Regions from separate parts of the Mus musculus genome. Here region 2 is linked to region 1. The links are chromatin loops, found by intact Hi-C in ENCODE. Cell type or tissue: left cerebral cortex. All regions are shown on one strand. Links, peaks and the distances in the headings refer to the core of each region. The heading gives the core; the rest is flanking DNA.

What was found. Hi-C counts contacts between places; a loop is a spot of excess contacts. Peaks named below come from ENCODE experiments on the same cell type or tissue, not always from the same donor. Only the 100,000 strongest peaks of a DNase experiment are listed, where the experiment ranks them.
Region 2: it touches region 1 in a loop (2.4-fold over the local background); 4 of 42 quality-filtered maps call a loop at or near these places.

What each region holds. Positions count from the first base shown.
Region 1 is chr5:112,863,341-112,866,251 of GRCm38, forward strand. It overlaps Myo18b (myosin XVIIIb), which reads right to left. Exons shown (of 44, transcript NM_028901.2): 10 at 2,317-2,417; 11 at 1,900-1,963. Among named protein-coding and RNA genes, the nearest start is that of Myo18b, 32 kb to the right of the region's middle. In left cerebral cortex, for the core only: a CTCF peak has its summit at 1,604 (motif pointing left); a DNase peak (open chromatin) is centred at 1,604.
Region 2 is chr5:112,782,851-112,785,761 of GRCm38, forward strand. It overlaps Myo18b (myosin XVIIIb), which reads right to left. Exons shown (of 44, transcript NM_028901.2): 32 at 2,707-2,817. Among named protein-coding and RNA genes, the nearest start is that of 1700095B10Rik, 9.0 kb to the right of the region's middle. In left cerebral cortex, for the core only: no CTCF peak of the experiment used is centred there; DNase peaks (open chromatin) are centred at 489 and 1,424.

The DNA.
Region 1 (2,911 bases), core at 214-2,713:
TGAGTCTGCAGATTAACTAGAAATCAGGCGTGCGACGCCTCCCACCATCTTGCTTTTTCTCAGGATTGCTTGACTACCCCCATGTCTCTCCTGCTCCTGTTTGAGTTTCAGGCTTGTCTCTCTGTCCCTGAGGATTGGCATTGGAACCTGGGTGGACACGTCGAGCCTGTAGGTGGCCTCTGTACGGCAGCCACTTACAGCATTAATCTGTCAATCCCTGAGTGTGGGAGGTCTTTCTGTCTTCTAATGACTCCTTCGATCTCTTCCCCAAGGGTCTTAACGGTTCACTGCCGAGGGCTCTCACTTCCTGGGTTACATTTATTGCGAGATGTTTGCGGTGGTGAATGGGGCTGAGCTCTTCATTTCTTTCTTAGACGTTGGCCGTTGCCTCACAAGAGGGCCCTGCCATGTGTGTGTGTGTGTGTGTGTGTGTGTGTGTGTGTGTGTATGTGTGTGTGTGTGTGTGTGTGGTTTGTCTCCTGCCTCTCTGCTGAGGATGTGTTTGCCCACTCTGAGATTCCTGCTGGGGTCCTACTGGTCACAGAATCACATGTCTGGAAGCAATAACCAGCTCCTTCCTTTCCTGCTGTCCCCTCGCTGTCCTGTGAAGTCTCCCACTGCTGTGCTGAGTGGGGCAGAGAGTGGACACTGTGTCTTGGTCTTCACTTCAAGGGGAAGACTTTGGGTTTTCCCGCTCAGTGGTGTGATGGGCTCTAACCCCACAGCTCTAACCTCACAGTGCTGCCAAGACATACTTCTACCCCAAGCTCCTCAGAACTTTTATCATGCACGGATGTTGGGTTCTGTCAAAAGTCCTTTCAGCATCCATAGAGAGGATTTTGTGACCTGTGGCCTCGATTCCATTTATGGGATGTATTATATTTACAGACTCACATACACTGAGACATGCCCGCATCCCTGGAGTGAAGACTTCTCATGATGATCTTTTTCGTGTGCTCCCAGATTTAACTGGCAAGTACCAGGTTCATAATCTGTGTATCTATGCTCAGCGTTGATGCTCTGTAATGCTCTTCTGTGGTAGTACCTTTATCTGGGTTGTCATCCCTCTACCTGGTAAACTCCTATGCATCCTTCAAAACCCAATGCCAACCAGGCCCAGTATTCCCTGGCTACGAGGCCTTCCCTGACTCAGGCCAAACATCTCTTTGATTTAATCACTCTCTGGTGCCCACAACCACACTTCTTCCTAAGTCTTGTTCTCTAAAATACCGACATTAATTTTCATGCCTATCTTCCTCACTACAGTGAAACTTCAGACAAGTGCCAGAGTCCTGACCCGCTGAATGAGAGCAAAGGAAGTCACGAGAGCAGCATTAGAAATGAGCAAAACTAACAGCCAACAAGTGAACGGCCACCCCCTTTCAGGGAACCCTGGAGCAGCCAACCTTCAAGGCCCTTCCTTCTCCCACCCTTCCCCACTTCTCCCCTCCCCCACCCATCCTCCACCTTATCCCTTTCACACACCCCTACTGCCCCCCACCTCTGCTCAGGACCATAAACAGCAACCAGCAGAGGGTACCCACCTCTCCCCATCAGCCTCCAGAGCGCCCCCTGCTGACAGACTCAGGCAGAACCATGCTAAACTCTCAGGTCTCACTGGAGACAGTTGGGGAGCCAGGGTTGAAGGGAGACACAGTGCTTTAGGGTACACATCTCACCCTCTCCCACCACATCCTTCCTTGGTCAGGGACAAGCCTCCCTTCCTCAACCAGCCCAGATCCTACCAAGAGGTCCTGTTACTCTCCTAGGGCTGCTGCCCCCACATGACCGCCATTGGCAACTACAGACCTGAGCAAAAGGAGACAGTGGGTCAGAGACCCTCCATCACTCCCTCCCTGGCCCTGGGATGACAGTGCACCCTGGAGGCAGGCCACTAACCTTGGACCACAGGCCCATGCCGAAGGCACTGCTCTCTGCCATCTGATGCAGGTTCAGCTCTGTCCTGGAAGAGACGATTGTAGGAGTGAAGGGTCTGCCCCAGCCCAAGCAACAGGAGGTGTCCTACTGCTGGGTCCCACATACCACACAGCCTGGCTACCCCAGCCCCCAGCCCCCAGGCCCCAGCCCCCAGGCCCCAGGCCCCAGGCCCCAGGCCTCCCATCCCAATGACCCTATGTTCCAATCTCACACAGCGAAAGACCATGAAATGTAACCCAGCCTCAGTGCAGTGCCCTGACAACTGAGATCAGAGACCGGGTCACTGGGTACCCGAGCCTCTCAGCTCTGGGTGGAGCTTCCCACTAGGCTTTCTTCACCCTCCTGCCTCAGCCAGCCCAGCCTATCCCAAATACTCACCTGAGATCTACATCCATCCCAGCCAGCAGCTGAGAGAAAACTTCAAAGTTTCCTTCCCCTTGCGGCTGCCGGGCCACACGGCTATTCTCCAGAAGCACTGTCTATAAGGGGGGAATTGAGCAGTGTCATCCCCGGTCCTTCTCTCCAGACTTGGTTCCCAAAGGCCCTACTAGAGTGTCCCACCCCAACACTCCCTGAGGCCTCACCAAAGGGTGACTCAAGAGCACCCACGGTTCAGAGCCCCACAGGCAATCAGCCAAGCCATGGGCTCCCTCCAGCTCCCAGGAAAGCCCAGAGCACCTCCCTCACTGAAGCCTGCACCCAGTGGTACCAGCAGAGCAAAGGCCTTAGTTGATACTGGGGAGCCAGATCTCCCTGATCTGGGCTGTCACCTGGTGCTGTGTGGTCATTCTCTCTAAAACCCTAATTTTGTTTTCTGCTCAACTGGAATGTTGGAGAGGGGACAGGCCACATGTGTGGCACAAGGGGACAGGATTCTGTGTGGATCTGTTACATTCAACAAGCCTCTAGATTCTGCTCCTACCCATCCCAGAGCCACGCCATGCTAGCTGCTTTTAACATTCCAGGGTGCCAA
Region 2 (2,911 bases), core at 247-2,746, 80 kb before region 1:
AGCTTGGGACCTGGGCAAGAAAAGGGTGAGCTGGTCAAATTGGTGGACCCATTTGGCACACACTGTAAAGTTTGCAGTCATGGCCATTGTTTGAATATTTTCGCATGTTAGCATGTTGAGTGTGTGTGTGTGTGTGTGTGTGTGTGTGTGTGTGCATGTCTTAGCATGTTGAGTGTGTGTGTGTGTACAGGTGTGTGCAGGTACATGTTGACTGGTATGTGCACATGTAGAAGCCAGAATTTGATGCCTGGTGTTTTCTTTTATCGTTCTTTATATTACATTTTGAGACACCATATCTTGACAAATCTTGGACCCACCCATTGACTAGACTGACTGAGCCCTCAAGCTCCCAGAATCCTCCTGTGTCTGTCTGCCAGACCTGGAGTCACAGAGGCTCCATTCACACCAAGCTCCTTTCTATGGATGGGGGATCTGAACTCAGGTCTTCCTGCTTGTGCAGCAAACACATGACCCACTGAGCCATCTCTCCCCCAGCCCTCTGACTTCGTAAGGCTGGGTACCAAGTGGCTTGTTAAGAGACACATCCACTTACTTGTTCCTTGAAAAAGGCACCAGCCAAGGGACACATGCCGTTATGCAGACAAAGCGATTGGTGGTATGGACTGTGTGAGTTCTCTCTACTTCCCAGTGGGAGGAGATGGGATTTAGAATGGGCCCATTAGGAAAGTTAGGGTCAGAGGAGGTTATGAGGGTGTCACCCCACAACAGAATCGGTGCCCTTATGGAGAAAGACACCAGAAAATCAAATCCACCTCTTTCTCTCCCTCTTTCTCTTCCCTTTGCTAAGGACATAACAAGAGGTGACCATCTACAAGGTGGCCCTAACCATTCACGCATGTACTCCTATGGTCACAGATCAATGACAGCAGAATATCTCATGGAAGCCCAGGGCTACAGTGTTTTCCTCCCACAGTAATAAGACATCTGAGTAACAGCACTTTATCTAATTTGCACCACTCTGAAGCTGGTGGGCTCCCAAGCAGTGGCACTGATGGTAAAACCCCACCTTCTCCATCCTCCATGTACCCAGGGACTCATGTCACAGACTGGCAACCAGGCATTCCTGAGAGGAGTTAGTGTCCTTTTCCCTAACACCGAACATCCACAGCATCCCCTCAGGTCACTAACTGTCTCCTGCAGTAGACACTGAGGGCTGCCACCATCAGCATCTGTCACCAGGAGAGGAAGGCCTCCACCTGCTCCCACACTCTGCCTTTATAGGTGTTTGTCCGGGAGAAGCTGAGTTAGAAATGAAGTCAGATGGCTCAGCAGGAAGAGGCACTGCCACCCGAGTTCAATCCCCAGGGCCTACGTGGAGAAAGGAGAGGACAACTCTCATATGTTGTCCTCTGACTTCCATACACATGTACACATGCACACCACACACACAAATAAATAATGTAACTACAAAAGACCTGTATGAAATATAGTTGCCACACTCCTGTCTGCTTCTAAGAGATAAAAGTTACTTAGAAAAATATCCCTGAATCATAAAACATCAGTGCCAAGCACATCCTGGGAGAGTGTGAAGAATATTTCCCTGTGGTTCCCAAGGATGATGAGAGGAGGAGAAGAGGAGGGAAGGGGGAAGAAAGGGAGAAGGGGAAAGGAAGTGGGAGGGAAGGGGGAGGGAGGAGGAAGGAGGAGATGGAAAGAAAAGGGAAGGAAAGAGAAGGGGAAGGGGAGGGGAGGGAAGAGGAGGGAAGGGGGAAGAAGGAATGAGGGGGAGGGAGAGGGAAAGGGAGGGAAGGAGGGGGAAGCAGTGTCCAGGAACCATGGGCACTGCCAAAGGAAAGAGATTTACCCAGTGTGATGGTTTGTATGTGCTTGGGCCAGGGAGTTGCACCATTAGGAGATGTGTGCTTATTGTAAGTATGTCACTGTGGGTGTGGGCTTTAATACCCTAGTCCTAGAAGCCAGTATTCTGCTAGCAGCCTTCAGATGAAGATGTAGAACTCTCAGCTCCTCCTGCACCATACCTGCCTGGATGCTGCCATGCTCCCGCCTTGATGATAATGGTCTGAACCTCTGAACCTGTAAGCCAGCCCCAATTAAATGTTGTCCTTAAAAAACTTGCCTTGGTCATGGTGTCTGTTCACAGCAATAAAATCCTAACTGAGACACCCATCCCTCATCCAACTAAGAGCTTATGGGCTGTGGCAGCAGAAAACATCCTCCCACAGGGACACCACAGTAGGAGAGGAGACTGATGGTGGACAACAGATAGACAAAGTGTAAAGGCTGACAGAGACTGATGACCACAGTGTGGGCTGAAACAGCACAGCTGCCTTCAGGGCAATGCTGTCTCCACTGTCCTGTGTGTGCTGGGGGAGGGGAGGACAGTGAAGGGGATAACAGACCTACTAGGGTTAGCCTCGGTCTTAGGTGCAGAACACTGAGGAACATCAGTCAGCAAAGCAAATGAGTCGAATGCAGGGGCCCAGCCAGGCCCACTAGCTCCCTACCCACAGCATCCGTACCCACAGCCTGTCATGTGGCAAAGAGTATGCTTGGGATTCTAGAAGCTTCTGGGATTGCACCTAAGAAATTTGAGCCCCAGATCCTTGAAATCCCCCCAGGGAACAAAGGTCTCAGTTGGTCATAGAATGAGCATGCTTCCGGGTTCCGGGTCCCAGCATCCTCCCAAGCGGGACTTTGGGTTCACTGTGGCCAGAGCTTACACACCCGCTTCTGGCAGGACTGACGCACATCCTCCAGCTCTTCCTCCTGGTCCTCACGGTCTTTCTGATGCATCTGCTTCATCCTCTCAATCTCCAACTCAAACCGCTGGCGAAGCTGGGGGCAGCAAACAAGGATGGAGCATGAAGGTCTAAGCCCTCAGCCCTTCACGCCACAGCCCTGTGCCCAGCCTTCTACACCACATCCTCAC